2 separate regions of the Homo sapiens genome follow, and region 1 is linked to region 2. A link is a loop called in an ENCODE intact Hi-C map of the cell type or tissue named here. Cell type or tissue: ovary. All regions are shown on one strand. Links, peaks and the distances in the headings refer to the core of each region. The heading gives the core; the rest is flanking DNA. Region 1 has its middle 41 kb from the start of EPHB3. Region 2 has its middle 37 kb from the start of MAGEF1.

Region 1 (15,336 bases), core at 7,614-10,113, 73 kb before region 2:
TGAGGTTGAAGTGGATGTTTACAGAGGTCCCACCTCACTTTGGCTTCCTCTGACACTACACCACAGCCCCTCTCAATGCTTGGCAGAGGAAAGAATATTGTTCTGGAGCTGGTAGGACAACAGTGAGAAGTCTAGGCTCCACCTTTTAGTAACTGTGGCCATGGGCAGATCATAGAACTTCTCGGATCCTCAGCTTCTGCATCTGTGAAATGGGCAAATATTGGCTCCCTGGCAGCGCTCCTATGCCAGTGAGTGAAATGCCAGTATGTAAAGTGCCTGGCCCCGCAGATTCTCAGTGGAAGGCCATTGTTTATTTTGTGTCTGCCTCTTGGGTGTTTACGGCATCCAGAGATCCCCTCTTTCCTTTACTGATGCTAATTAAGTGGATGCAGCTCCCAAACTGGTGACATAGGAAACCTTCGCAAGCCACTCCCTCAGTATTTTCAAGAGTCTTGAGATGCCTGCTTCTCCTGCGCCCACTCATCCTTCCTGCCATGGCTGGTGTCTTCCTGCACCGAGTGTTGCCCCACTTGGCCACTGCCCCAGGGGACACGTGAGGCCTAGGATGTGCTTTGGCTGGCCATCACCAAGGTCTGCACCATGGAGGAAGGATGCAGCCAGCCGGGGGCCGCCAACAACGAGCACTTGAACATGAACTGCCACTGCTGTTCCAACCCCCAAGTCTCACCACCTGCTGTCCTTGCTCCCACAAAGGTCCATCACAGGTCGTTTCCTGTGCCCTCCCCCTCTAGTCTCCCCTTCCAATGTCTCATTCCTGCCCCCTCACTCCTTCCCCATCCAGGTTCCTGTGGCTGTTGACTGAGCACCCGGCACCCCTTTGTACTGCCCTCCTGTCCCTGCTTCAGCCCAGGCCTTACCTGGCTTCAGCCAGATCCCCATTCAGGTACACTGAGATATTTCAACCAGCAGAAGGGGCTGACACTTGTGTTATGTTCTGTTCCTCCGAGGGGAGGCTGAAGGGCAGCAGTGTGTTCATTTCCTGGGTAATAATGTTTTCTCACAACTAGATTTTATAACTTTGACCAACCCTTCCCCTGCCCTGACCTTCCCCCACTCTCCTGCCCCTCCCATCCCCGAAGGCTCACCTTCTTCTCCAGGCCTCAGGTTCTCTCTTCACAGAAATCCCTAGGTGGTGTGTGGTGAGGCATCGAGTCGGGCCACTCCAGGTCCCTACTCTTTTTTTTTTTTCCTTTTTTTGTGAGACAGAGTCTCGCTCTGTGGCCCAGGCTAGATGCAGTGGTGCAATCTTGGCCCACTGCAACCTCTGCCTCCCGGGTTCAAGCAATTTTCCTGCCTCAGCCTTCTGAGTAGCTGGGCACGTGCCACCATGCCTGGCTAATTTTTGTATTTTCAGTAGAGACGTGGTTTCACCATGTTGGCCAGGCTATATTCCAACTCTTGACCCCAGGTGATCCGCCTGCCTCGGCCTCCCAAAGTGCTGGGATTACAGATGTGAGCCTCGGTACCCAGCCAGGTCCTTACTCTTGAGTTTGAACAAACCCACTGGGCTGGGCCAAACCTGGGGCACAGGCTGGGGATAATTTGGCTGGGCTGGTCTGATCCCCCTTGAAACCTCTAGCTGGGTTTCACCTCTAGCTGGGTTTCCCAGGAAGTCTTGTCTACCTCCAGGATTTCCATGCACTGATGCCGCCCCAGGGATCCATGCCCCAGGATGCAAGGGACAATGGAATCAGAGACCATGCCTGGTGGCTCTTGTGCTGACCAGAACTGCCATCGTTGGCAGGTGTGGGCTTTCAATGGTGAGAGGTGTGAGAAGCCCCTGGGGGAGAGTGGGCAGCGCACAGTTCCCCAAACAGAATCTTTCCAGATTTGTCTTCCCCACTGCATACCAGTCCCTCAAGGATGGAGTCCATACATTATGCGGGGGCGGCCCTTTGGGCCTCTGGGCCTCAAGCTTTCTAGGTCTCACCTGTTGCCCCAGGGCTCTGAGGAGCCCAGTCAGGCCAGCTGGAAAGGTCCAGAGAGACCATTTCTCTGACAGTGGCATCCCCACTCCTCTCCCAGGGGCAGAAAGCCCCTCTCCAACCCCCATGACAGATGGCACCCAGACTCTGCTTGGCCACTCCCGGGGATGGGTACTCATGACCTCCCAAGGCAGCCCCCTCTTGCTGGGGTAGCTGGGATGATTGAAGAGTTCAAAGTGGAGACTCCAACAAGCATTTATTGCTGGTCCCTCTGTGGGAGTGAAGAGGGGGTCAGGGAGCATAGCTGTGGATGTCTCCATGAGGGAGGGGGTGGGGCAGGGCTGCCTGTTTGGGGTGAGGCCCAGGATCCTGGGGAAAAGGCCCAGGCCTAGGAAGCCAGGGATGGGATTTGAGTCTCTGCTCTGCCATTAACTCATCGTGTGGCCTTGAGGGAGTCCCTCCTCTCCCTGGGCCTCAGTTTCCACAAGTGTAAACTTTGGGGGCTGGGCTCGGGGACTTCTCAGGGCCCTGCCCCTGGCAACGGATGCTCTTCCGTGAGTCTATGAATAGCTGGCACAGAGGGATCGGGCCTTGGTCCACAGGGCTGGGCTGGCTTGAGAGTGCTCAGAGAATGAGCCCTGTGTGGGACAGGACAAGGTTCCCTTTCATTTCAAGAGGTCTTGGCAGCCGCCCAGGGCCCGCAGGCTCTCCCTCCTGCCAAGGTCAACCTGACCCTGACCTGGGGGGCATCACTGCCTGGGGCGGTTGGGGTCAGGCGCTGGCAACTTGGTTGAGAAGGAGCCCAGCACAGACGTTGACTCCCGTCCTCTGGGCTGGGGTCGGGGTCTGAGCAACATCAGCTCTGTGTGCCTTGTGTTTCTGACAGTGACCCAGAGCTCTTTCCCCCACCCCACTTTGGTGGTCCCTTGGAAAGACCCCCACTGGCCTTGGCATCAGGCACGTCTGGTATGGAATCCAGACCTGCCACTTACAGGCCAAATGACCTTGGGCAAGTCCTTGCCCCTCCTCATCTGGAAGTCAGTGACCGTAATTTCTACCTTGCATAGTTGCTGGGAAGATAAGGCCCACGAGCAAGCATCATGCGCGCAGCACACACTCCACGAAGAGTGGCTGCGATGATCATGACCAGACGCCCAGCTAAGCAGGGAAGGTGACAAGGAACTAGCCGGGACTCGGCTCTTCCTGCTGCCTCAGCCCTCTGTCTCTTGGTCTGTTTGTCCATCAGGGCATTGGGGGGTTCCAATTCTCAGGCTCTAAAATCTGCACAATTTAAAGTAGTCAAAACAAACTCCACTCACTCTATTTATGCTGAGAGGGAACAAGCTCCTGGCCGGGCCTAATGGGTTCCAGGTGTGCTCTGTGCCCTGCAGCGGCTGAACCGGCAGCAGTGGTGGTGGCTGTGACTGTGCCTGGCTGGCTGAGAAGACCCAGCTAGGCCAGTCCTCTCTAGCCCAGACCTCCAGCCTATGAAAACTGTAGAGCTGGAGCAGGCCCTACCCAGTATGGTGGGACAGATGTTAGCCTTGTGCTCAGAGGGCCTTGGGTTCAAAATCAGGAGGCGTTGTCCGCACGCCCAGCAGCACACACGGGGGGCTCCCAGACTCTCCTGCCTTTATCGCAACAGGTTCTGGGGCTGCCCAGACATTTTTCACAGATCTGTAAAACTCCCTTTCACAAGAGGTCGGCTGTGGAAGTGACCTCCCAGAGAGGCTCGGGAACCAGGTGGGAGCCCAGAGGGCATGAATGAGGTTTCTTTTATTACCATTATATATTAATTATCCTGTTATATAATCAGAGTGTCAGCTGTCATTTATTAATGGCCAGCCATGGGCCAGGTACTGTATTTGGTGCTTTCTATCCAGGATTCATTGAATGCTTACAGCCACACATGGAGATGACAGGCTAATGTCATCTCAAAGAACACAAAGGAACAGGAGGCTCAGGGATACCAGGAGCCTTGCCTGAGGTCACACAGTCAGGAACTGGCTGGAGTGGGACTTAGGCCCAAGGCTGTTTGATTCCCACGCTAAGGTCTGCTCACCATACTGGGCAGGCCTGTCTCAAGGGCCAGAGAGAGTGCATGTGTGTCAGTGTGAGGGTGGATGGGAGGATCTGGTTGGAAGCAGAGCAGGGAGTAATTTTTCCTTGAGTGACAATGCCAAATACCCATAAGGTGAGCGCACGACACCTTCCCCCATTCTAGCTGCACCCCCTCCCAGCACCCAGTCCTCCTAGTCCCAAGCCTGGGCCCTGTTCTGCTACCTGGGTGAACAACCTCTCCCTCGGCCTCCTTACCACCTCTGGACCAGGCCAGCCCAAACTCTGCCCCAGGAAATGGAGGGGACTGTTGGCATTGAGGCCACCATCAGATCACCCCACTTTCGCCCATATCAGCTGGGCCCTCCAGGACAGACTGGGCAGTCCACCGTTGGGGGAAGGCTGAAGATCCACTATGGAATCACAGATGGCGTGTGGGCACGATTGCAAGTGGGGTGCCTTGGCCCCATTCTTTGGGTAATTATTAGTAATAGTAATGTTTAGCCTCTGTAGTCTCAATAATCATCCCATACACACAGTGTCCTTACTGATGTAACTTCTCAAAGCACTGGGTACTTTCCTTCACACTGCTTACCAATTTGTTATTAGACACTTACACACATATTTTCTTGGTTAATTCTGCCCTCTCCCAGGGCTGCAAGCTCGAAAAGGACAGTTGGCTTTCAGCTGTATCCCCAGTGCCTGGCACAGTGTTGACACATAGTACAGGCCCCTGATAAATTGTGTTGAATGCACTTATGGATAAATGAGTGTAATGGAGTCAGCAGGAAGCTAAGAAGAGGTAGACAGGACTACGAAGCGGGAGGAATATGAGGATGAAGCTTCAGGAGTCTGTGGATGGAGCCGGGCTGGTAGGGCATATCCAATAGGGACAGGGAGGAGGGACACTGCACTCTTGGTGGCCCCTGGGAAGCCAGGTATGGTTCTGGCATGAAGGAGCTAAGCTGTAAGGCCCCTTCACCTGCCTGGAGCTGAACCGTGGCCTCCTGCAGGTCAGGAATCAGAGGAAGCCTGTGGATGAAGCCCTCTCTTGTATCTCCAGACTTTTGCAACCCAGAAGAGCCACCACCCCAGGAGACTTTTGCAACCCAGAAGAGCACTTTCTCCCCTCCCACCAATACTCTCAAGAGGGGATTCTGGAAGGACCTCAGTATTTAGGCCATTTTAGCGAGGAGGCCGTGGAGAAGGGACCTGATTACTCAGGTTGCAGAATGGAATGCTCCTCAGCCTGCATCCCCTTTCCCTCCTGTCTCTAGAGTTGTTCAGTGCATGACCCTCTCTCAACCAATCTCTACTCCTTAGCCCAGTGTTCTTGGGATGGTGGAAAGGGAAGGCGTTTTGGAGTCAGAAAGATCTGGGTTCAAAACCAGCTCTTCCACTTTCTACCTGAGAGACCCTGGGCACACTTAGCTTCTCTAAGCCTCAGTTTCCACATCTCTAGAATGGAGAAGATAGTGCCCACTTTGCAGTGTGGCAGCTATCCCAGTGCCCGGCACCACACAGGCACTCACTGATCACCTGACCTCTCATTCCTGCTCTCACCAACTGGCTGTGTGACTTTGGGCAGGACTCATTACCTCTCCCTGTCTCAGCTTCCTCATCTCAAAGACAGGGTTGGATCCCACAGTCTTGAAGGCCCCTTCTAGCTCTGACTTGCTCGGTTCTATTCTGAGCAGGGAGCCCCACCTCTGGGGAGGGGGAATACGAACATTCTTTCAGCACAGATTCAACCCAGGCACATGCTTGCCCAGCCCCATCCCTCACATTTAGCCTGTAGCTATTGCCACATGGGCCGCACCCTTGGCACTGCCCTGCTCCCCCCACCCCCGCCTCACTCGCCAGGGCCACAGGTGGGTGGGTTGTTCTTGTGGAACTGAAGGAGCCTGAGAGGACAGACGAAGAGGGTGGGAGAGAAGAGGAAAGAGTGGAGGGGCTGCGGGGGTAGCCAGGTGGGAAGGGCGGGGCTTTGAGCCTGGTAGAATGCTAGCTCTGTCACTTTCTAGCGGTGTATGTCCTTGGGCAAGCGGCTTTAACCTCTTAGAAACCTGTTTCCTCGTTTATGAGCTAATAATAATAACAATTTTTTAAAAACCCATTAGATCGCAGTGAGGATTAAATGAAAGAATATCTGTCAAGTGCCTGGCACTGTAGCGTTCTGTTCTGGGGTGGGGGGAGGCAGGCACCTACACCCTTCCCTCGACCCGGGTAGGGGGAAGTTCCACGAAGGCCCGTGGGGGCGCCTTGGCCACCTTCCCGCAGGCGAACCCGAGCCAGAGAGGCCCACAGTCCTCGCCGCAGCCGGAGCCACCTCCCGAGGGCTGTCGGTCTGGGGTCCTTGGCCCGGGAGCCCCAGCCCGCAGAGCAAGGGGAAGGCTGCGGCCCGAGCCGGCCCCCGACCCACCCGCCCCGCCTCGGCCTCGTACAAGCACCTTTGATCTGCAACCTTCAGGGGGATTAAGAGCCTGAGAGCCCCCCTCCCCGGGGTACCCCGCTCCCCAACGCCCTCCCTCCGGGCTGACCTCCCAGTCTGCCGCCCGGGCCGGGGGCCGGCTCCGCCGCCGGTGGTCCCCGCCGCTCCTGGCGGCCGCACCTCCGGGCAGGCCACTTGGATTACAGGGGCAGCAGCCGCGGCTGGCGGCTTCGGGGAGCCCCGGGGCTGGGGCCCGCGGGCGGGGCGGGAGGGGAGGCTGGGGGCGGCGGGCCCCTCCTGGCCATTTTGGCCGGGGAATCTGTGTAAAGTGTTTAAAAAGAAAAACTCTCCGGAGGAGGACGTAACCTTTTCTTAACATCTGGGGCTCAATTAGCTAATGACAGCAAAGCCTTCTCCGGTGTCGCTGACCCCTGGGCGGCAGCCCAGCTCCCCCACCCCCGGTATTTATACAGCTGCGGCCCCTCGCTGGGACGGGGGGCAGGGGGCTTGACTGGGTTATCTCTGCGGAGATCCGCCGCCCACCCCAAAAAGGAGAAAGAAAAGGCTTAGCACACGGTCCCACCCACCGCCCCTCGATCCTCCTTGTTGCCCCTCGGTCCTCCTCGTCGCCCCTCACTCTTTCCCTCTCTCCAGCTCTTGGCGCTGCCTCTGCTTTCCTGCCCCTGGGCTTCTCTCCTCTCCCTCTCCCCCATTTTCTACTCTTCCTCCTTTCTGCTCCTCTCCACTTCTCTTTTTTACCTCTCCCTCTCCCCTTTCTCCCGTTTCTTCTTCATCTCTGTTTTGTCTCTTGTTCCTGCCCAGCTTTCTCACTCCTCCCTCTCTCTCCCCCTGCTCTCCTCCCCTTCTTGCCCACCACCCCCTTGCCTGCCTGTCTCTCTTTTCGCCCCTCTTTCTCTGTCTTTTCTCTCTCCCTGGCGGCCTCCCCTCTCTTTCTGACTCTCTGAATAGCTCCCTTGTTCCCTCTCTGTGTTCCTGTCTATCCCTCTCATTCTAGTGCTTCCTCCCCACCTTTGTCTCTCCCTGTCTCAACCTCTGAATGCCTGTCTGTCCTCCCAGAGGTGTGTCCTACCCTGGCTGCCAGGCAAATACCCCCAGGGGAGCAGACCTATTGCTGGGCCACCTCCGGACCAAGCATCCTTTCCCGCTGAGTTGGGCAGGCCTGTGGCTGGGCACTGCAGGGCTGACTCCGGATCCTGGGTGTGGGAGGTGTGGGAGAGCTGTGTTTAAGGCTCTCCATGGCTAGAGCCAGAGGAGATCCCCAGGGGCTTCCCTAGAACCCTCCACTCCAGCTGGTGGAACCTCGCCTTCCCTGGAGGCTCCTTCCCTGCCACTCCACCCATCCCCAACTCCCCCAACACCCCGTGCCTGGTATTTTGAAGCCCGGCACAAGTGCAGAGACACACTTTCCTCTTTATCCTCCCTGAGCGCAGTTAGAACAGGCTGGAGTCCCTTAAAAAAATTCACCAATATTAAGAAAAAAGTGATAAGCTCAGAAACTATAAATAGCACAAAATAGTCATGTCCAAGGGCAGCGCAGAGCAGCAAAGAGCACACAGTTTGGAATGAAAGGAGCTGGATTCAACTACTAACTCCATGGTTTAAACAGTTCTGCCATCTCCAGGGAGTCATTTGAGCCTCAGTTCTGTCATCTATAAAATGGGCATAATAATCGTTATTAAACAATATTGAAACATTGTGTTCTTTCATTAAGGCATTTACTTTTTGTTTTCCTGGGGAAAATCTTGGACTCTGATTTTTCCAGGATACAGCTGTGTTCCAAAATTCTACCTCCTTCTCCTCCAAATACACTTGAAGCTCTCGCACCATTGCTGACCCCTCTTATCTAAGGGTGAAGGCTTTTCGCAGAAAAACGCAAACATAGGCAACATTTGCAAACAATGGGTTGAGGGGGAAGGCGATCCTAGAGCTCCTGAAACCTTTGGTTGATGCTGGGTGGGACCCTGGGCTCACTGCGGCGGGTGCTTTGTGAATCCTCACAACAACCAAACGAAAAGGGTCCTGACGTCCTGTTTTACACTTGGGGAAACGGGGAAGCAATTGTCCAAGGACCACAAAGCGGACTAGGAACCCAGGGTCTCGCCTCTAGAGCTTTGGGGAAGTGGGGGTTTCTCCCAGCGGGTAAGGGGTAGAAGCAAGGTAGGTGGCTTGGAAACGTTCAGTAGTCGGACCTGGGCCACGGAGGGCACAGCGGCCACTCTTTCTGAGAGGCAGAGGTCGGTGGGCTCCACCCTCCCACTCCGAGCCGGCCTGACCCTCGGTGCAGGCGGAAGGGGGGCCGCGGGGAGCGGAGGACGGTGCCGAGGCCTCGCTGCTGCTGCAGCGCCCCCGCCCCGCGTCGCCTCCCAGCCCTGGCTCCCAGTGCTCCGGGCTTGCTGACGGTACAGGGTGGACAGCCCCGAGACATTTTCATCAGATCTCGTCTCCCGCAGCCCAGCGCTGCTGCCGGGGGTCGGACAGGGCCGATCCCAGCACCCCTCCCCCGAGCCCTGGCTGGGCGAGAAACCGAGATGGTGGCTGCAGAAACCGGAGCCCCCGCGCCGGGGCGACCGCGAGGGGCCGAGGCCTTTGAGAGCGCTGCCGCCCCTTGCCAAGGTCAATCAAACCCTCCCACGCTCCGGAGGCGCGCGCTGCGTGCTCTAGGCAGCGGGGATTGGGGCCGGAGGGGCGCGTCCCGGCGGGGCCGGGCGAGGGTGGGTGGGGGGTCTGGCCTGGGGGGCGCCTCCCGCCCCCTCTTGGGGAAGGTGCTCGGAGACTCCCGGGCCCTGGGCGGAGAGTGTGGGGAGGCTGGGCTAAAGGCAGAGACCCAGGCCGAGGGCTCTGACCCACCCAAGAGGAAATAGCTACTAATTAGGGACGGGACGTTTTTATGCTAATATGCACCTGGCTGGGCTTTTCTGGAGGCTGAGAAAGTGTGGAGTGGAAGGGAAGAAGTTCCGGAGAGCGGGAAACTTCCGGAAGCACTTGATTCCTGGATAAAAGACAACTCTTGCTCTCCTGCTCACCCGCTGTGTGGCCTTGGGGAAGTTACTTAGGGACGTGTAGGAGCTTCAGTTTCCTCCTCTGAAAAAGAGAGAACACGGTCAAGTTTCTTCCCAAGCTCAGTCACTCTGTCAGCAAAAAGATGGAAAGCCAGCCCTCGGGTGGCTCTTGGAGGATGGAAAGGGGACAGAATTGTGGGAGGTGTGCGTCGCGGGACAGAGTCCTAGGAGAGCCGGGTGCACACTGTCAAGGGCCTGCGACTGTCTTCACTGTTGCCCAGAGGTGGAGAGTGGGCAGTAGAGGGAGGTCGAACAGAGGTCCTCCGATTGTTGGACGGAGTGTCAGGAGGTGCTCCGCTGTAAAAGAAAATGGGAGGTGGATGGGGAGTAGTGTAGAGGAGTGGGTATTCTATGGTGGGACCGACTTGAGCTTAATCATAGAGTTGGGGTGGAGGGGAGGGTGGGTTGAAGATGCCAAGGAGAGAAAAGGGAGATGACTGATTGAGTCAAGTCCTGAAGAAGGCCTAGTGGGTGGGAGCCAGGCAGGGTGCAGGTTGGAAGAAGTAGGAGACAGGTTGGAAGTGGGGAGGAGGAAGGGGAGAGGAGGAAGTGGTGGAAGAGGAGACGAAGAAAGAAGGGTGAAATTCAGGGTATTTTGAAGGGAGGGAACACCCTCCATTGGCCTTACTCAACTCAGCTCAGTATTGGAGGAGGCCTCGGTGTTCTTCACAGACTAAAGAACCAAGAGCAGATTTGGGCTGGGCACAGTAGCTCATGCCTGTAATCCCAGCACTTTGGGAGGCCGAGGCGGGCAGATCACCTGAAGTCAGGAGTTAGAGACCAGCCTGGCCAACGTGGAGAAACCCCATCTCTATTAAAAATACAAAAATTAGCCAGGCATGGTGGCGCACACCTATAGTGCGAGCTACTTGGGAGGCTGAGGCAGGAGAATTGCTTGAACCCAGGAGGCGGAGGTTACAGTGAGCCGAGATCATGCCACTGCACTCCAGCCTGGGCGACAGAGTGAGACTACATCTCAAAAAAAAAAAAAAAGAGTGCATCTGGAAGAATCCACCATGGAGACTCAAGCAGGAGTAGGGTAGGTTGGACAGAAAGGGCTGATGAGCAGGGCTGCCACTGAGGGTGGGTTACAGGAATTTGAAAGCAAAGTAATAGAAACCTTTGAGCTCATGGGAAAGGGAAGGCGCTTACTGAGATTGACTTGGGATTCATGGTCTCACTGAATTCTCACCACCCAGTGTGGTCTGTGTTATTTCCATTTTACAGATAGAGAAACTGAGGGTCGGAGCAGTAAAGAACCTTGCCCAAGATCATTCAGCTAGTGATAATGAGATGAAAGAATGGTTTGAACCCAGGTCTGTCTGCTCCCAAAATGAGGCTGCTTCCTGTGGGGTCCTCTGGGCAAGAGTCCTGACCCTGGGGCCTTGGCAGTCCTTCCCTCCCTGGGTGTGGCCATCCTGGGAGCACTGACCCGTTTGGCTGGAAGGAAGGGGCTGGGCATTCTCAACTGAGTACAGGCTGCCCTGAGCCAGCTTGAACTTAGCAGGAAGCCCCCAACCCAGCTGAGAGGAGAGGGGGAAATGGTAGGCTGTGCCACCACCAAGCCAAATGAGATCAAACCATATATTTTATTCTGCAACATGCTATTTTTCTCTTAATATTTCCACGCTTATATATATAGGCCTATTGTTTTTAAGTTGTGTACTACTCCTTTGCATAAATATTTCATTTCTTATTTATCTATTCCTCTACCACTGAACATTTGTGTTGTCTCCAGTCTTGGAATTACAGGTAATGCCCACTGAACATCCTTGTGAGAATATCTTTGTAATGACACAAGTGCTTCTAGAGGATAGATTCTTAAAAATGACATCAATGGGTTAATGGTATGCTTGTTTTAAATTCTTATAGATAGTACTAGACTTCTCTCCAAAGATGCTCTATCAGTTTCCACTGCCTCCATTAAACTATGAGTGTGCCCACCCACTGACACCCTCGCTACTACTGGGTATTCTCTCTGTCTCTTTCTCTCTCCATATAGATAAGTTTGGGGTGGGGGGCAATCTACTGAATGAAAAAGAGTTTTTCACTTTTGTTTTCATTTGTATTACCCTGAGTCTCTACAGCTCTGCCAAAGGTCCACTAGCTGAAGAAAGCATTGTGAAGAAGCGAAGAAGAGCCCAAGACAAGTAGCAGCGATTTAGGGCAGCTCTGAGGAGGAACTTACTCTGTAGATAACGGAGGCACCCGAATTCCTTTCTCGGTGCACATTCTTATACTCCAAGGAGGATCGCACGACCCCAGTAGCTCGGGGTGACGGCTGGCTACCTAGAGTCTCATGGCAGTCAGCCAGACACTGAGTGATGCCCACTCCCCATGGGCTGCAGGGACAAGCTAACAGGCTGCATGGGACAGAAGATGGCAGTTTTCAGGGAGGGCAGAGGAATGGGTTCAGCTTTCTGAAAGAACCAGGGAAGAAGAGGGTCACCATGGTGGGGCAGGCTGGCCCTGGGTACTAAATGAAAACAGGAAGGTCAGTAGTTTGAGGAGGTGGCAGATGGGAGGGAACGGGATGCCAAACTAAGCTTAGCAAAGGTGGGACTGGGCAGTTGTGGCCGCACTTCCCCCGTCCCATAGGCATATCCACCCCAGCCTATTGATGATAATAACATGACTCATATTTTTGAGCCTTTACTGTATTAGACTATTAGACACTGCTTTTTTTTGTTTTTTGTTTTTTGTTTTGTTTTGTTTTTTTCAGACAGAGTCTCGCTCTGTCACCCAGGCTGGAGTGCAGTGGCGCAATCTCCCCACACTGCAACCTCTGCCTCCTGGGTTCAAGCAATTGTCTTGCCTCAGCCTCCTGAGTAGCTGGGACTACAGGCGCACGCCACCACCCCCAGCTAATTTTTTGTATTTTAGTAAAGACGGGGTTTCACCGTGTTGCCCAGGCTGGTGGCAAACTCCTGAGCTCAGGCAATTTGCCTGCCTCGGCCTCCCAAAATGCTGGGATTGCAGGAGTGAGCCATTGCATCCGGCCTAGATACTGCTTTAAGTGTTTCAATATTTTGAGTGACTTTATCCTTTTAACAATTATGTGAGATAACTGTAATTATGATCCCCATTTCATAGATGAGGACATGGAGGCATAGGCTTAAGTTGCTACCCAAGGTCACACAGCTAGAAAGTGGCCAAGCGGGGATTCAGACCCAGGCCAGGGTCTTGAGAATCCACACTTCTAACCACCTCACATGTGGCTTTTCACAGCCTTCCTTAGCCAGTAGAATTACCACTGCCATTAATTAAGAGTGGACCAAGAACATTCAATTCTTTGTTTCTAATGCTTACAAGGCTTGAAATAGAAGGTGCTACCCTAAATTTATAGGTGAGAAAAGTGAGGTTCAGACAGGCTGAGCACCTTGGCTAAGATCACCCACATAAAAAGAAGTTGAGCCAGACTTTGCACTCAGATCTCTATGAATCAAAAGCCCCTGCCCCTTGCATATCACTACAGGATCTTTTGCAACATGAGAAAGGAAATCACACAATCACAGAACAGTCATCCCCCCAAAAATACCTCTTTCCTGTAGAGATGAGTGTGTGTCAGGGCAGCCTGGAGGGAGCATCTGTGCACTGTGTGGTGGGGGAAAGTGGGGGCAAGGGGGAACAGTGGGCTGTATGCAGTGCTGTGGAGAGACCATCTCCCCTCTATCAGCAGGGCTGACTGGGAAGCAGAGTGGCAGTTTGGGAGGGAAGTCTGGGGAAGCCATCCCTTTTGTTACTGGAACCTAGAACCTCTCTCCACCCCCATCCGCTCCATATCCACCTCCAGCTTAAGAAAAGCATGAGTTGGTATCCTGGAAAGAGCTGTTTTTGAAGACCCCCAAGTCACCCTACAGGCTGACCCAAGAAGGACTGCCATTTCACCTTATATGCGTTACCTGTTAAATTAAGCATCGTCTCTTTCTTTCCTTCTATCTTTCTTTCTTTCTTTTTTTCTCTCTCTCCCTCTTTTTTTTTTTTTTGAGATGGAGTCTCACTTTGTCACCCCGGCTGGAGTGCAGTGGCACAATCTCGGCTCATTGCAACCTCTGCCTCCCGGGTTCAAGCGATCCTCCTGCCTCAGCCTCCTGAGTAGCTGGGACTACAGGCACATGCCACCACGCCTGGCTAATTTTTTTGTATTTTTAGTAGAGATGGGGTTTCACTATGTTGGCCAGGATGATCTCAATCTCCTGCCCTCGTGATCCACCTGCCTCAGCCTCCCAAAGTGCTGGGATTACCGGTGTGAGCCACCGCACCTGGCTGTCTTTCTTTTTTTAATTTTTGAGACAGGGTCTCACCCTGTCACTGAGGGTGGAATGCAGTGGTGCTATCATAGCTCATTGTAGCCTTGAACTCCTGGGCTTAAGCAATCCTCCTACCTCAGCCTCTGGAGTAGCTGGGATTACAGGCATGCACTACCATACCTGGCTAATTTGTAAATTTTTTGTAGAAAGGTCTCGCCATGTTGCCCATACTGGACGCATTGCTCTTTCTAAGGGTATATGTAAAAGTGCAAATTGCCCTTGGACCTAGCAACATGGTGAAAAGGATGTATCAGTCATTCACACCTTCCTGTGAATTAGTTTCTCAGCCAGGACAGTGTTTCTCAAACTAGGGTATCTACTTTCAGAGTTCCTAAGTGCTCTGAAGAGTTTTAAATTTTGGATGTAAATTTCAATGATGTTAAAATATTTTAGCAGTTATAAAGACAGAACTCTTTGCAGTTAAACATTTTCATAGACTAGAACTTCAGTTCCTTACGTTGGCGTTGCTCCAGTATGGGTCTGTGAACTTCTGGGAATTCACAGATGGGATCTGTGAGAATTGCTTTTCCTTTCAAGAGGTTTGCTCATTACACGGGTTTGGGAGACACTTCGCAAGAACTAGATGGGTGTGAGCCTTTTCAGCCCCAGTGCCATGGTTGCCAAGGTGCTGGGGACCCAGAGATCTGGGTTCTAGCCTTGGTCACTTGACCACTGGTGCCTCAGTTTCTCCACTTGAAAATTCACTCACTCTTTTCCACTTTGCAGCGTCCTCTCTGTCAGGCCTGTGCTGGCTGCTGCTAGGGGTAGGAGATGAACAAGGCCAAGCTGGTGAAGGTGCCAAACGTGGCACCCTTCTGTCTGACAATTCAAGGCAGAGGGGAGATAAAGGCTATGGGGGTCCAGCAGAGGAAGAGGTCACTTCTGCCTGCTGGGTGCAGTGGGGCTTTGCAGCAGAACTGGCTTTGAGCTAGGCCTTGAGATGGGGCCACAGCAGGCAAGGAGGCCAGCCCTCCAGGCAGAGAGGGTGGGTGAAGCGGACCGGCTGCGACAGGCTTGTGGGGAGAGTCAGGGTGTGATGTGTATTTAGGGAACTGGACCTGTAGCCAAAGGACCTGAGAGATCATCTCAGCCAACTCTTTAGGATTTAGGGGAATGTCAGGAGGCTGAATTGGCTCAAGGGCCTCGTCAAGATCACACAGCCAGCTGGGGGCCCTGCTGAGAACAAGGAGGTAGGCAAGATGTTTTTCCATCTGGAGCTGAGCTCCCAGCCTCAGGAATGTTTCGGGGGGTCCAGCCCATGTTGGCAACCCCCTCTTCCACCACCCACTCCATGAAGCCTAACACAGGCTCTGCAACCCACCGTCTCTCCTGCCCCCAAGGCTACTGAGGCCCACAGACCTGGGGGGCGTTTTCATCTGATTTTCACTCAAGGAAACAGCCACATCCTGACGGAAGCCAAGTTGGAGGGAGGTCTTTAGCTCACCCTTCCCAGCCCCCTAGTTCTTGGGGGTTGGGGCGGGGCTCTGATAGCCTTCAGTTAACAGGGGAGG
Region 2 (15,336 bases), core at 8,375-10,874:
GTCTCTACTAAAAATAAAAAATAAAAAATAAAAAAATTGCCGGGCGCGGTGGCACACACCTGTAATCCCAGTTTCTGGGGAGGCTGAGGCAGAAGAATCACTTGAACCCGGAAGGCCAACGTTGCAGTGAGCTGAAATTGCACCACTGCGCTCCACCCTGGGTGACAGAGCAAGACTCCACCTCAAAAAAATAAATAAATAAATAAATAAAAGGCAAAGAAGGAGAAAATTTATTGGAATTTCTAGGACTTTTCTGTGGATTGTAGAGACAACAGAAAAAAAGAATTATGAAAGTGGGATTGTCCTGGCAAATCTAGGCTTTGAGGTTGTTTATCGTGTGGGTTTCCAGTCAGAGGGGAAGGAACAAGTAAAGAAAAAGATAGAGAGGATGTTAAGAAACAGGGAAGACCCATGTTCACAGCGGCGTTATTCACAATAGACAAACGGTGGACGCAACCCAAGCACCCATCGATAGATGAATGGATCACCAAAATGTAGCACATATACACAATGGAATATTATTCAGCCGTAAGAAGGAAGGGAATTCTGACACATGCCCCAACGTGGATGAACCTCGAGGACATTACGCCAAGGGAAATAAGCCAGCCACAAAAAGACAAATACTGTATGATTCCATTTATATGAGGTATCTAAAACAGTCAGACTCATGGAAACAGCAGAATGGTGGTTGCCAGCGACTGAGGGAAGGAAGAATAGGAAGTTATTGTTGAACAGGTACAGAGTTTCAGTCTGGAAAATGAAAGTTCTGGAGACATTGTGATGACGGTTGCACAACAATCTATAACTTAGTGGCTAAGATAGTCAGTTGTATATTATGTATACTTTAATCATAATTTAAACAAATTAAAAATAAATAGGTAAGTAGAAAGAATTACCCCACTTCCCAGAGAAGTAGGGGAGAAGTGGGGAAGGAAGTCTTCCTGGATGGCAGGACCGTCCCTGAGTGTCCCAACAGGGATGGTTTTGGAAATGTGTAAAGAACACTTTTTGGCTAAGAGCAGTGGTTCATGCCTGTAATCCCAGCACTTTGGGGGACTGAGGTGGGTGGATCACCTGAGGTCAGGAGTTCGAGACCAACATGGCAAAACCCTGTCTCTACTAAAAATACAACAAATAATGGGGCGTGATGGCGGACGCCTGTAATCCCAGCTACTCTGGAGGCTGAGGCATGAGAATCGCTTGAACCCAGGAGGCGGAGGTTTCAGTGAGCAGAGATAGTGCCACTGCACTCCAGTCTGGGCGACAAGAGCGAAACTCCATCTCAAAAAAACAGAACCCTATCTACCCAGAGCACAGAGTGAAGATGGGAAAGGGAGATACAGAAATAGAAGTGGAGGAGGGAACGGGAGTGAGCCCAAGCGCCCAGGTCTATCCCCACCTGCTATGGCTAAGGTTTAGAGAATAGGTTGGACTTATTCACCATTCGTTTGTTCAACGAGGTACAGTACTTCAGCACCAGCATACACATAGCGCCTTTGCGTGAATCAGAGAACAAACACTACCTCTTTCCCAGGCAGATACAGTCTCCTGGGTGCAGGGCTTAGCTAGCAAACAATATCTCTGTGGGAGGGGGGAGTTCAACCCCTACCTGGCCACTTGGCTGACAGCCTCTATATTATAAGCAACTTACACAGATGCATCATCAGCCCTGTGTACCAGGCACTGTGCTAGATTCTGCAGAGTTTTCTTAGCTATAGAAGACCAGTCCGTGCTCTGAACTATCTAATGTTGCAAGTGTTGAAGGAGCCAGGGGAAGAGAGAGGAGGTCTTCGACAGCATGACCCTGAACCTCATGCACTTTGCTTCTGTGGGGTTCTAAGGCCAGGAAGCAGGGATGCAAAAGATGGCAGGAGGGACTGGACTTGGGCCTTCATTGCAAACCCAATGGCAGGTCAAGGCCACGGGGGTGTGGGGAGGGGCTGAAGGGGCTGACTTGGTGTCCAGGCTTGGGAGGAGCCCGGTTTGGCTGGGGAGGAAGGCACCTGGACACTACACACCTGTGTGAGGTGTGCAGGAAGTCTGCCTGCTGCCTGGAGAAGTCAACTTGCTGCTGGTCGCCTTAGGGAGGTGAAGCCTCTCCGTACTAAGCCTGGTATACAGGGAGAGCCGGTCAACTTCGACTCCTCTGAATTATCCCTGGGGCAGAATGCCTGTAACCAATTTTAACCAGAGGCCGGCAGGCCTGGCTGCATCTGATTTGTGCTGCCTTCCCCACTGTCAGCACAAGCAAGATAATGATCTTTGGGCTATCTATGACACGGGGTAACAGACTTTTGAGTCGGAGAAAGCAGTGTTCAAATTCCAGCTCCACAATTTATAAGCTAAGTGATCCTGGATAAGTCTCAAGTTTCCCTACCTGTAAAATGGATTCAATTATACCATCCCCCTAGGAGTTGATAAAGATGGAATGTGTTGATGTTTATAAAACACCCAGCACAATGCCTGTACAAACTAACCAATGTTCAGGGGATGTCATTTCACACACACACACACACACACACACACACACACACACACACACACACACACATTCTCTCTCTCTCTCACATGCACAAATACATGCGTGTGCACAACCACTTGGTTTGGGATGTCCACATCAGTGAGGTCTGACACCTGGCCCATATCATTGGGGCTGGTACAGGTGACGGGAAAGACTCTTATCTGCAGCAGAGAAATTCCTACTGTCCACTTGCTCGGAGGTCCCTCATCTCTCCTCTCTTCCTCTCCCAACCAGCAGGCTTAGAGACAGACCTCCTCTGCTGCCCACGGCACAGCCTCACAGAGCATGCCACACGCCGGACACGGCACCTCTCAGGCACTTATGCTGAAGTATGAGGTGGTATGCTGACTGGCACTGCAATGCAGTGAGGTACACCGTGGGGAGCTGAGCGGCCCTGGGATGAATTGGGGTACACTGTGGGGAGCTGAGCGACCCTGGGATGAAGTGGGGTACGGTGTAGGGAGCTGAGGTACTTCATGATGAAGTGGGGGTACAGTGTGGGGAGCTGAGCTACCCCATGATGAAGTGGGGGTATGGTGTGGGGAGCTGAGCTACCCCATGATGAAGTGGGGTATGGTGTGGGAAGCTGAGGTACCCTGGGATGAAGGAGGTACACTGTGGGGAGCTGAGGTACCCCATGATGAAGTGGGGGTATGGTGTGGGGAGCTGAGCTACCCCATGATGAAGTGGGGTATGGTGTGGGCAGCTGAGGTACCCTGGGATGAAGGGGGTACACAGTGGGGAGCTGAGGTACTCCGTGATGAAGTGGGGAATGGTGTGGGGAGCGGAGGTGCCCATGATGAATGGAGTATGGTGTGGGGAGCTGAGGTACCCCATAATGAAGTGGGGTATGGTGTGGGGAGCTGAGGTACCCTGGGATGAAGGGGGTACACTGTGGGGAGCTGAGCTACCCCATGATGAAGTGGGGTACAGTGTGGGGAGCTGAGATGCCCCATGATGAAATGGGGAACAGTGTGGGGAGCTGAGGTGCCCATGATGAATGGAGTATGGTGTGGGGAGCTGAGGTGCTCCATGATGAAGTGGGGTATGGTGTGGGGAGCTGAGGTACCCCATGATGAAGTGGGGCATGGTGTGGGGAGCTGAGGTGCCCCATGATGAAGTGGGGTACAGTGTGGGGAGCTGAGGCACCCATGATGGCGTATGGTGTGGGGAGCTGAGGTGCCCCATGATGAAGTGGGGTACAGTGTGGGGAGCTGAGGTACCCATGATGGAGTATGGTGTGGGGAGCTGAGGTGCCCCATGATGAAGTTGGGTACAGTGTGGGGAGATGAGGTACCCCATGATGAAGTGGGGCATGGTTGGGGAGCTGAGGAGGCCCATGATGAAGTAGGGTAAGGTGTGGGGAGCTGAGGTACCCATGATGGAGTATGGTGTGGGGAGCTGAGGTGCCCCATGATGAAGTGGGGTACAGTGTGGAGAGCTGAGGTACCCATGATGGCATATGGTGTGGGGAGCTGAGGCGCTCCATGATGAAGTGGGGTATGGTGTGGGGAGCTGAGGTGCCCCATGATGAAATGGTGTACGGTGTGGGGAGCTGAGGTACCCATGATGGTGTATGGTGTGGGGAGCTGAGGTGCCCCATGATGAAGTGGGGTATGGTGTGGGGAGCTGAGGTACCCATGATGGAGTATGGTGTGGGGAACTGAGGTGCCCCATGATGAAATGGGGTATGGTGTGGGAAGCTGAGCTACCCATGATGGAGTATGGTGTGGGGAGCTGAGGTGCTCCATGATGAAGTGGGGTACAGTGTGGGGAGCTGAGGTACCCATGATGGAGTATGGTATGGGGAGCTGAGGTGCCCCATGATGAAGTTGGGTACAGTGTGGGGAGATGAGGTACCCCATGATGAAGTGGGGCATGGTTGGGGAGCTGAGGAGGCCCATGATGAAGTAGGGTACGGTGTGGGAAGCTGAGCTACCCATGATGGAGTATGGTGTGGGGAGCTGAGGTGCTCCATGATGAAGTGGGGTACAGTGTGGGGAGCTGAGGTACCCCATGATGAAGTGGGGCACACCGTGGCAGGTGAGTACCCCAGGATGTAGTGGAGTACAGTGGTAAATGGAGGCTCACTGGTGAGGGCAGATGCTCTGTTGAGAAGCAGTGCTACCTTCTGCTTCATAACCCTGCCTTCTCTTCCTGCCTCTACTACTCCACTTTCAAATTAGACATCGCTGCTCAGGATTCCTTCCCTAGAAATCGACCTAAAATACCTCTCCTACAGACATGACCCTGAGGACAACCAGTGGCTTCTCACCTGGGGTCCTGGCTCCCAGCACTGTGTGCTGCTGGGTGAGAGTTCCCTTTGTGCAGAGCCCACTTACCACGTGTTGGATGGATGCGTCCATTAAGGATGGGATGGATGGAGTACAGGAGTCCATTTCGCACACATTTCCTGAGGTCTTCGAGGTGTCATGCACCTGCTGGCCTCTGGGGATCAGACGGGAATATAAACTGGTCCCTGTTCTCAAGGAGCTCACACAGGCCCCCGGCTTCACCTGGGCTAAGAGGTATGACCCACACACTTATTCAGTGTAGGGGACAGGCCACCAGCTCTGCCTTGGTAAGCCGGGGAAGGCTCGACAGAGTTGGTAATCTCCGAAGTGGGCTTTGGAGGAGGCATATGAGTGGAGGACCACGGAACAGGCATTTTAGGCTGGCTGTCAGTGGCTTCAGGAGGTTCTGACTTGGTGGGAGATACGTCCTATAGAGGTTCTCCAAAGACCCACAGTGCCATGCTGATTTTCTGAAATCCAGTGGGACTTAGGTAGGGTGACAAGGGCAGTGATGGAGCTACAGTTGTGTCCATTTAGAGGGAAGTAAGAGTGAGGATGGTCAGAGAACCTGGCTACACCCAGCTCTTGCAGTCATAATCGATTCCTTTCCAGTCAAAGAGGGTGGGAGAGTGGTTTTTCTCCCTCAGACAGAAGGATGAGGCTAGGAGGGAGGAGCTGGGTGGGCCGGGCGTGGACCAGCTTGGCCCTGGTGGACCTGCAGTTGGGCGGGAGGATGCTGGTTATTTGACTACAATGTATATTTAAAGGTCTCAGTTACAATGGGCCCCGGGCGCTCTGTAACAAGCTGCAGCTGTCCCATTGCTCATTAGCTTTCCTAACATCTTCTCGGGGCTGGTCCTGGGAGAGCAGCCCCCAAGCTCCTCCCTGTGGGCCGGGGCCCTGAAAAGCTGACTTCTTGCCCCCAGCCTCAGAGCTGCCATGATGAATGGCGCTGCTGCCCCGTGCAGACAAACGTCTTCCAGGAACAAGCCCCGTTTGTTTAAATCAAATGATCACCATCTTCTCTGGCAAAAGCCGCTCCCTGGACTCAAGGCCCAGGCCTGCCTCAACTGCCACCCACCTGTCCCTCTTCCTCTGGACATTAGGAAAGGACACATCAAGGGGTCAGGAGCAGCTCTAGCCACTGTCCTCAGAATGGGGACAGAGCAGGATCTCCAGGGCCAGCAGGGCCTGGTCGTCTTTGGAAGTGGGGTGAGAAAGGACTAAGCTTTCACAAGACATGGAGAAGCAGCCAGCAGCATGGGAAACAGGGCCTCAGCTGTGCTGCATCTGTGCTCTGAGCTTTGCACTTTCTACATGTGTCTCTACTCAAGTTACGCCTCTCCTGGCTTCAGACCCCTCAAGCATAGAAGAGTTTGTTAGGTCCACAGCTCTCAACCCCGGCTGCACACTGGGGTCACCAGAGGAACTTTTAGGAACTACTGATTCAGTTGGGTTCCAGGCACTGCCATTTCTTCCCCTCAGGCCCTCAAGCAATTCTAGCATGCAGCAATCGGTTTGAGTAGCCCCAAGGTCTCTGACCTCATGGCTTATCAGGTCTTCTTTGAAAAGTCCTGGCTGCTTAGGAAACACCTCCAGGAAGCCATCAGTTTGCAGACTGTGGGTCCCAAGAAGTTCCTGTACCAGGAGTTCTTCCTAAAGAAACCCACCTGGACTGGAGCAGGAAGGGACCCCAGAGCCCACCTTTTCCAACTTGGTTTTAGAGATGGCAAAACTGGGGAGTGCTCCTCCTCTCCTTGGGAGGACCCCCAGCTCAGACGGGAAGTGCTTTGTGAACGTAAAGCACCAACGCTGGGAAATTACTACAGATGGAGTTGTTGAGGATGGAGATTGGGGCACTGGAATTGTAACTCCTATCTGTCTCCCCAACTAGATTGTAAGCACCTTAATTGCAGAGACCAGGTCTCCTTTGTCGTGTGTGTGTGTGTGTGTGTGTGTGTGTGTGTGTGTGTGTCCTCCTGACTTAGCAATAAATGACTATGTGGATGGATGGATGGATGGATGGGTGGGTGGGTGGATGGATGGGTGGGTGGATGGATGGATGGATGGATGGGTGGATGGATGGATGGGTGGATGGATGGATGGGTGGATGGATGGATGGGTGGATGGATGGATGGGTGGATGGGGCCTTCCACAGGTGAATTTCCCTTCCTTACTTATCACTAGATTTTGCCATGGGTCACCTAGGCTGTCATCACCACGGTCACTGCTGTGAATAATGGAGTGTCAGGAGCTGAGGGAGGCAGTAGGGTATTGAGAGAACCTGTTAGCCTTGGGACTCAGGGGAGGGCCATTAATAAGGAGTAAGCATCTGAAGCTGGTCCTGACAGGCTTGCTGTGAATGGTGAGGCCAGATTACATGCCCATTGTACCCTGCTGTGAATCCACATCTCCCTAAGCCCCATCACACAGTGTAGCCGGGAATTTCTCACCCTCAAAGGTCTTTCAACCAAAAAAAAAAAAGGCCATTTCTGCCCAAGGAAGAATGTGGACCTGCAGGTTCCAGGTGGGAAGGAGAGGGGCTCAGGGTCTGGGTGAGGACAGAAGTTGGTGCTCTGACCTTAGTATGAATAACTCCAGCAAAGTCTTAATTCCTCAAAATACTGCCCAACATGCAACCGGCCACCTTTTATTGAACTTCCACGTGGGCAGACACTATGCTTGCTGAGGATACAGAGGTAAAAGAGAAAGACCCTGCCCTCAGAGGACTTATGGTCAAGGAGTAGAAGCTGTCGGGGAAAGGGCAGAGGGCTGGTGAGCCACGGAGGAGAAAGTGCTGGACAGGGCATGGACCCCAGGGGTGGCTTCATAGAGAGGCAAGATTTAAGCTCGGTGGGAGTTCTTCAGTGTGGCTCCCGGGAATCTGAATTTCTATCTCTCTCTTTTTTTTTTTTTTTTTTAGATAGAGTTTTGCTCTGTCGCCCAGGCTGGAGTGCAGTGGTGCAATCTCAGCTCACTGCAACTTCCGCCTCCTGGGTTCAAGCAATTCTTCTGCCTCAGTCTCCTGAGTAGCTGGGATTACAGGCGCGCGACAGCATGCCCAGCTAATTTTTGTATTTTCAGTAGAGGCGGGGTTTCTTTTATTTATTTATTTATTTTTTGAGACAGAGTCTCACTCTGTCACCCAGGCTGGAGTGCAGTGGTACAATCTCAGCTCACTGCAACCTCTGACCCCTGGGTTCAAGCGATTCTCCTGTCTCAGCCTCCCAAGTAGCTGGGATTACAGGCATGCACCATCATGCCCAGCTAATTTTTGTATTTTCAGTAGAGACGGGGTTTCCCCATGTTGGCCAGGCTGGTCTTGAACTCCTGACCTCAGGTAATCCACTCACCTCAGCCTCCCAAAATACTGGGATTACAGGCGTGAGCCACCGTGCCTGGCCAAATCTGAATTTCTTCTCAAATGCATGGGGGAATCTGTTGTGCCGACATGGTTAGGAATGATTTGTCTAGTGAGTGGTGGAGAAGGCATCCTAGGCAGAAGAAACTGTATGTGCAAAGAAAGGGAGGTGATCTAAGGGCACAGAGGTAACGGCAAACAGTCAAATATATGTGTAGAAACCAGGTTATTTGGGGGAAAGGGGATGCAACTAGAGTGGGAGGAAGAAAATCAAAATGCCATTTTGTTTGAATCGTTGAAAATAATTCCCCCAGGAAGCAGTAATCCATTTCAGCCTTCCTCATTCAGTGCTGATTTGCCCAAGTGGCAGGGAGATCTGGTGCCGATTACCAGGTTTCGGTGCATTAGGTAATGCAACAATAAAATCTGGGTCACTGCAGCACAAAGTCCCCTTTATTTTGACAAGTGTAGTTTTTACTCTGAAGTGTTATCATAAATAATTAAATTAAACCAGTAAATGGGTTGTAGTATGCTTTGCTGCAGTAACAAAGTCTCTGTAACCCCAGACACTGAGCCACTCCTTTGGGGGATTCTTGGCTCGGAAACATTTGGGAATTTTTCAGAAGTCAAGAATATTTGGAGTAGTCAAAGGAGAGAGGTAGGGCTGAAGGCTTGTTCCAGCCCATCCTGCTGCCCCGTTTCCCACTGGGCTTCCCCATCCTGCTGCACGCCATTCTATCATTTGACCTGTGGCAGCTTGAATCTGTAAAGGGATCACTCCTCAGCCCTAGGCTGGCCTCGAATGAAGAAGGGTAGAGAGTCCCAGTGCACATATTGGGCAGCCTCTTTTTTTTTTTTTTTTTTTGAGACAGAGTTTCGCTCTTGTTGCCCGGGCTGAAGTGCAGTGGTGCAATCTCAGCTCACTGCAACCTCCACCTCCCGGGTTCAAGCGATTCTCCTGCCTCAGCCTCCTGAGTAGCTGGGATTACAGGCATGTGCCACCATGCCCAGCTAATTTTGCATTTTTAGTAGACACGGGTTTTCTCCATGTTGGTCAGGCTGGTATTGGGCAGCCTCTTTTTTTTTTTTTCCATAATGCCCGCTCAGGCATCAGGGCATCAATAAGTAAATACTTCAAATCTTAGGGTAGAAGGTCTTGCAGGGACTCTCAAGACCACCAGACAACCCACCACCATCCATGACTTTTACCATTTCATAGACATGAAAACCAGGGAAGTAAAGTGACATGACCCATTGCTTGTTGGCCGATGGACAGGATAAGTAACATGCAGAACGTGAGTGCCAAAGACGCGGAGACCCAAAGGAGAATGTGCTGGAGACACAGGGGCTGCATGCAGGCAGAGAAAGGGGAAGTTGCAGGAGGAAGGAAAGAGGAAACGGTAAGAGGCAGGGGTGAGGTCTGCTAGAGGGCTGGGAGCTTTGAACCAAGTCTTCAGGCGGAGACCCTGAGGAGTCATCACCGGAGCCCTCAAGTACTCAGACATCTGCCCGCTGCATCAGGACAGTTCTCAAACCAAGCAAGAGAGAAATAAAATCTCTGTAGTGAAGAAGGAAAAATGGTGCTGGAGAGAATACCCAGAGGCGGAACCTGCTGGCTTTAAAGCAGGAGATTTCGGTCCCTCCCCAGGGTGAGTGGGGCTGCTTTTTGCCTCCTTCTCTACCATCTGCCCCCTCCGCTCTCCCATCGTCCTGCCTGCTGGACATCCAGGCATCAGCTTCTGTCACCCTTGTCAGGGCCTGCAGATAAGGTGGCAGTTGGTGGCCAGATTAGAGGGGGAGTAGCATTCCACTGCCCCCTCTTTTGGTGGCATCCAGGCCTGTAGGACTCCATGCAGGGACAACTCCATTCGTAGAGCCAGAACTCCCAGTGAGAGTTCTAGAATGGGGGCTCCTTCCGAGTCCCAGAGCCTCCAGCTGAGCCAGCTCCAGGGAGAGCGTGACAAACAGGTATCCTGGACAGAGAGGACTCTGGAGACCAGAAGAGCCTGTCAGAATGAGGGGCCGAACAGCACACACGGCCTTCCCTCCTGCCCCTCCACAGACCGGCTGTTTTTCATAGCACCTTTAGTGGAAAGGAAAGCATGTTTCTCTCACTCCATGGAACTCTGAGCTATGTAAACAATAGAGATAGAGCTGGAACAAAAATCACCTACAGGGCCGATAGCTGCACCAGAAATCCCTCCAGGGAGGAGGCCAAGGCTCCTTGGTGTTCAACAGCACAAAAGCTCAGATATTAGTGAAGTGTCGGTGCCCGGGGCTTTTGCCCCAGGGCTGTGGGGTCTTGTTTAGAGGTCAGTGAAGGGGAAGGCCCACACCTGGTGGGCTGCACGGCACCCCCTCCTTCTCCCTGACATCTATTGCATCATTCTCAAGGTGTGTGGACCAGGGACAGGGGAAGTGAGCTCAGCTGACCCAGAAACCCCGGCAAGGCCTGTGCCCAGTTTGCTGTTCCTCACCGGAGACCTTTGGGGTTCTAGGCCACTCTTACGTGGTGATGGCAGGGCAGGTGTGCACAGGTCTGCCTATGAGGTGGGGATCTGCAACTGTCCCCAGAAACCCACTGCTAAACTGGGTCCTTAGGGACTTCACCGCCCTGCTGGCCTCCTCCTCCCTCTGAGGCATCATTGACTCCAGGAAGCCCTCTGTGAACCCCAAGGCTGCACCCTGGGGTGCCAAGCTTCTCTGTGTGCCTGCACTGCACCCTGTCATACTCAGAGCTTATCATCTCAAGCGTATCTCCTTAAGACAGGGCTGTGTTTGACTTATCTCTGTGCACACTTCCATATACAGTAGGTGCTCAATAAACGCTTGTTGGACAGAACGGGGCATCTCTAGGCCAGGCCTGGCATCCCTGGTCAGGACGGCTTCAGTGGGAGGCCCAGTTCTCTGGCCTCAGCTGCCCTTGGCTCAGGGGGTCCAGTTCGGGAGAGACCAGGGTGGTCAGAGCGTGCACTGCCCTTTAATCCAGGCCTGGGTTCTTTCCCGCGTCACGGCCAGATCCCATCTCCTCTTCAACACATAGCGCTGTGGCTACCACATTGCCTCTCTGGCAGACACTGTGGGGATGTGTGTAGTCAGGTTGCAGGGAGGGGGACTTTAAACAAACAGTCCATGGCCCCAGTCAGTGCCAAGGCTCACCGCATCCCCAGCCCCACACCCCCTCTCCAGGGCGAGCCAGCTTGCTGGACCGTGTGACCGGGAGCCCGCAGAATTCATTTCACAAAAAATGTTTTGGTGCTCTGCTTCTCACCCCATCCCCAGCTGGGCCAGAGAGCACCTGAGTGCCCCTCCTGCTCTCCCTCCCTCTTGGGCCTTTCGCCCCCTAATCCACAAAGTGGGGAGCGGTCATGTGGGCCCTCAGCTCTCGACAGGAAGCTGTCAGGCACAGCTGGCTCGCCGGGCCAGCTCCCTTACCGCCAGGGAGGCGGGCTGCCGTCCCCGAGCCCGGCTCGCTGAAACCCAACCCCTCTTTCCAGCTGCAGCTCGAAAGAGCCCCTGGCCAGCCTTCCCCAGGGACCCTGCAGCCTGCAGATCTCACGGTCAGGGAATTTTCCCTGCGCAGTGTTCCAAGTCAGCCAAGCCTCCAGAACAAAGGGCAGAGAGACAGAGACCGGCCTCTTCCTATCCCCCCATAAGTGGCAAGAAAGACCCAGCCCACAGAGGCTGCTCCCCTGATGTGGGGGAAGGGTATACCCAGAGGACAAAGACCATCCTTCCTGGGAGGCCTGTGCCTCGGGAAGCACTCCCCGGAGGAGCCAGGACCAGATAGATTTGCAGCAGCCCCCATTTCTTCCACCCCAGGGAGGAAAGTGACCTGTACTGGCCCTGACATCCCAAGGGCCACGGGTGTCAGGAGGCCTGTGTCAGAGTCAGGTGCTGCACAGAAGGGGATTGTTGCTGATTAGTGCGGAGGCACACATTCCAGAACGCAGTGATTCCTTTCCCTGGGGAAAATGCAATTTACAAAAGAAAAATGGGCCGGGCGCAGTGGCTCACACCTGTAATCCCAGCACTCTGGAAGGCGGATCACAAGGTCAGGAGATCGAGACCATCCTGGCTAACACAGTGAAACCCCATCTCTACTAAAAAATACAAAAAATTAGCCGGGCGTGGTGGCGGGCCCCTGTAGTCCCAGCTACTCGGGAGGCTGAGGCAGGAGAATGACGTGAATCCGGGAGACAGAGCTTGCAGTGAGCCGAGATGATCGCGCCACTGCACTCCAGCCTGGGCGACAGAGCGAGACTCCGTCTCAAAAAAAAAAAAAAAAAAAAAAAAAAATGGGACTTTTTTGTTGTGGTCCCTAAGAACAGACTGTTCCTCAAACTCAGATAATAAACTGCTGTCAAGCAGCAGCCCTGGTAACATGTAATAGAGTGGAGAGAAACCCGCAACCAGCATTGGTTCAAGCTCTGATATCATCACTAACTAGCTATGTGGCTGGTCTAGCTCTAGGGACACCCCAAAGCCATTGTGGCCAGGACAGAATATATTATAACTAACTTCTCTGAGCCTCATTTTTTCTCATCTGTAAGATGGGACTAGTATTGTTTACCAGGCCTACTTCCTTCATTTAGCAAACATTAAGTACCAACTGTGTGCCAGGCACTAAGTCTGTTGCTGGAAGCTGAGAAATAACAGGATTCCCCACCCCAGGTCACATTAACTAATGGGTATAAAGGTGCTTGGAAAACTGAAATGCTGAAATAAATAGATAAGGACCAGCTGTAATGATCTCATTAACTTTCTGGGAATGAGGCTGCTAAAGTGATTTTTAAAGTTCTTAAAAACAGTTAAGTAAGCCAGACCTGTCTCTGTAATCTGGCCTGCACTATTTATTTGCTTAGCAAACCATTTCTTCATAGATAGTGCAAAAGGAAAGACTTCAGACCAGCCCGAGGCAGAATTTATCCCAAATTCAGAGTGAGTGGGGTCTGAATTAATTAGGTCTTTCTGTAGCTTAATGTATAAACCTGGGCTCAGGAAATTTGGCCTTTAAAGCAGGTGCCCTTTCAAATGAGTGGGTTTCATGTGACTGTTTTAACTTCAGCTTCATTACCCTTTATGGGCTGCAGGAGTGGTGGGGGGAGCAGGCAGGAGGGATCTGGTGTGAGTCTGCTTCCGTGAATGGGGAGCCAAAGGAACCGTAAAACAGCCCCTGGGTCCTCAACAGCCTTCTCCCAACCAGGGCCTGCCAAGGTGACCTGCCTACCTCCCCATGGAGGTAAATTCATACTTACAGTCCCCGTCTGGGGTCTCCTCCAGTCTCAGGTGAGGGCAAGGGCCAAGGCTCCCAGTCCTACTTGTGGGGCTGGTCATCTGCTGGGGTTTCCTCCTTCGATCTCTCATTGTCCTTGAACTTCTTGTTCTAGCTCCTTGGCAGCCTCCAAACTCCACAGCGTGAGAGCGCTGTGCCAGGATACTCTCTCACTCAAGAACCCGCGGTTATTCCCTACTGCCTGAAAGTCCTCAGCCCCCACCACCTGCTCTTATTATCTGCTCAAGATGCTCCAGGTCACCCGTCCCTTTAGACAGTCCAATATGGCAGCCACCAACCACCCATGACTATGGAGCACTTGTGGCCAATCCCAATTGAGATGTGCTGTAAGATATACACCCAGATAATGAAGATTCAGCATGAAAAAAGTAATGTAGGCTGGGCGCGGTGGCTCACACCTGTAATCACAGCACTTTGGGAGGCCAAGGTGGGTGGATCACCTGAGGTCAGGAGTTTGAGGCCAGCCTGGCCAACATGGTGAAACCCCATCTCTACTAAAAATACAAAAATTAGCTGGGCATGATGGCAGGCGCCTGTGATCCCAGCTACTCGGGAGACTGAGGCAGGAGAATCACTTGAACACCTGGGAGGCAGAGGTTGCAGTGAGCCAAGATCATGCCACTGCACTCCAGCCTGAGTAAGACTCTATCTCAAAAAAAAAAAAAAAAAAAGAAATGTAAACTATCTCATTAGTAATGCTTATAATTTTTATATTGATTACATGTTAAAATAATATGGATATATTTGATTAAATAGAATATATTATTAAAATGAATTTCCCCTGTTTCTTTTTACATTTTAAATGTGGCTACTAGAATGTGTGAAATTACCCATGTGGCTCCCATGTTGGCTTGCAGTAATGTCTACCAGCCAGCCTGCTCTGGAGCACCATGCAGTGAAAGTACCTGGGCTGGGTTGTGGGCAGATTTCCCTTTCGGTGCTATTTGGTATGTAACCTTTCCAAACCTCTATTTCCTTTTGTTCCAAATGGGATTAAAAGTACCTGCTTCAGATGATTACTAGGAGAAAGAGATAAGCCAACAGCTGTGAAATCTACTAGCAGAGAGCAGTTAACTCAATACGTGTTGGTTTCCTTCCTTGTCCTTTCCAAATCACATTTCAAAACACTTTTTAGAGCACTGGTTCTCCTTGGATGCACCCAGAAATCACCTGGGAAGTTTTCTATTAAAAAACAACAAAAAAACACAACAAACAAACAACAACAACAACAACAAAATATATATATATATGCCCAGGCCTGGACTCCATTCTTTTTCTGTTTGTTTGTTTGTTTTTTGAGAGGGAGTCTGTCTCTGTTGCCCAGGCTGGAGTGTAGTGGTGCGATCTCAGCTCACTGCAACCTCCACCTCCAGGGTTCAAGCAATTCTCCTGTCTCAGCCTCCCAAATAGCTGGGACTACAGGTGCACACCACCATGCCCAGCTAATTTTTGTATTTTTAGAAAGATGGGGTTTCACCATATTGGTCAGGCTGGTCTTGAACTCCTGACTTAAGGTGATCCACTCGTCTCGGCCTCCCAAAGTGCTGGGATTACAGGCGTGAGTGGACTCTTTTTTTTTTTTTTTTGAGACAAAGTTTTGCTCATGTTGCGCAGGCTGTAGTGCAATGGCGTGATCTTGGCTCACTGCAACCTCCACCTCCTGGGTTCAAGCAATTCTCCTGCCTCAGTCTTCTGAGTAGTCAGGATTACAGGCATGCACCACTATGCCTGGCTAATTGTGTATTTTTAGTAGAGACATGGTTTCTCCATGTTGGTCAGGCTTGTCTCGAACTCCCGACCTCAGGTGATGCGCCCGCCTTGGCCTCCCGAAGGGATTACAGGCGTGAGCCACTGCGCCCAGCCG

Evidence for each region. Peaks named below come from ENCODE experiments on the same cell type or tissue, not always from the same donor. Only the 100,000 strongest peaks of a DNase experiment are listed, where the experiment ranks them.
Region 1: it touches region 2 in a loop (1.9-fold over the local background); 3 of 110 quality-filtered maps call a loop at or near these places.

Annotation. Positions count from the first base shown.
Region 1 is chr3:184,595,367-184,610,702 of GRCh38, forward strand. No RefSeq gene overlaps it. Among named protein-coding and RNA genes, the nearest start is that of EPHB3, 41 kb to the left of the region's middle. RefSeq lists a silencer at 2,395-2,689 and enhancers at 8,248-8,980, 14,425-14,926. In ovary, for the core only: a CTCF peak has its summit at 9,054; DNase peaks (open chromatin) are centred at 7,695, 8,925 and 9,485; H3K4me3 peaks cover 1,627 bases; H3K27ac peaks cover 2,051 bases.
Region 2 is chr3:184,667,571-184,682,906 of GRCh38, forward strand. No RefSeq gene overlaps it. Among named protein-coding and RNA genes, the nearest start is that of MAGEF1, 37 kb to the right of the region's middle. RefSeq lists enhancers at 5,217-5,718, 10,578-11,082, 11,083-11,588. In ovary, for the core only: no CTCF peak of the experiment used is centred there; no DNase peak of the experiment used is centred there; H3K27ac peaks cover 19 bases.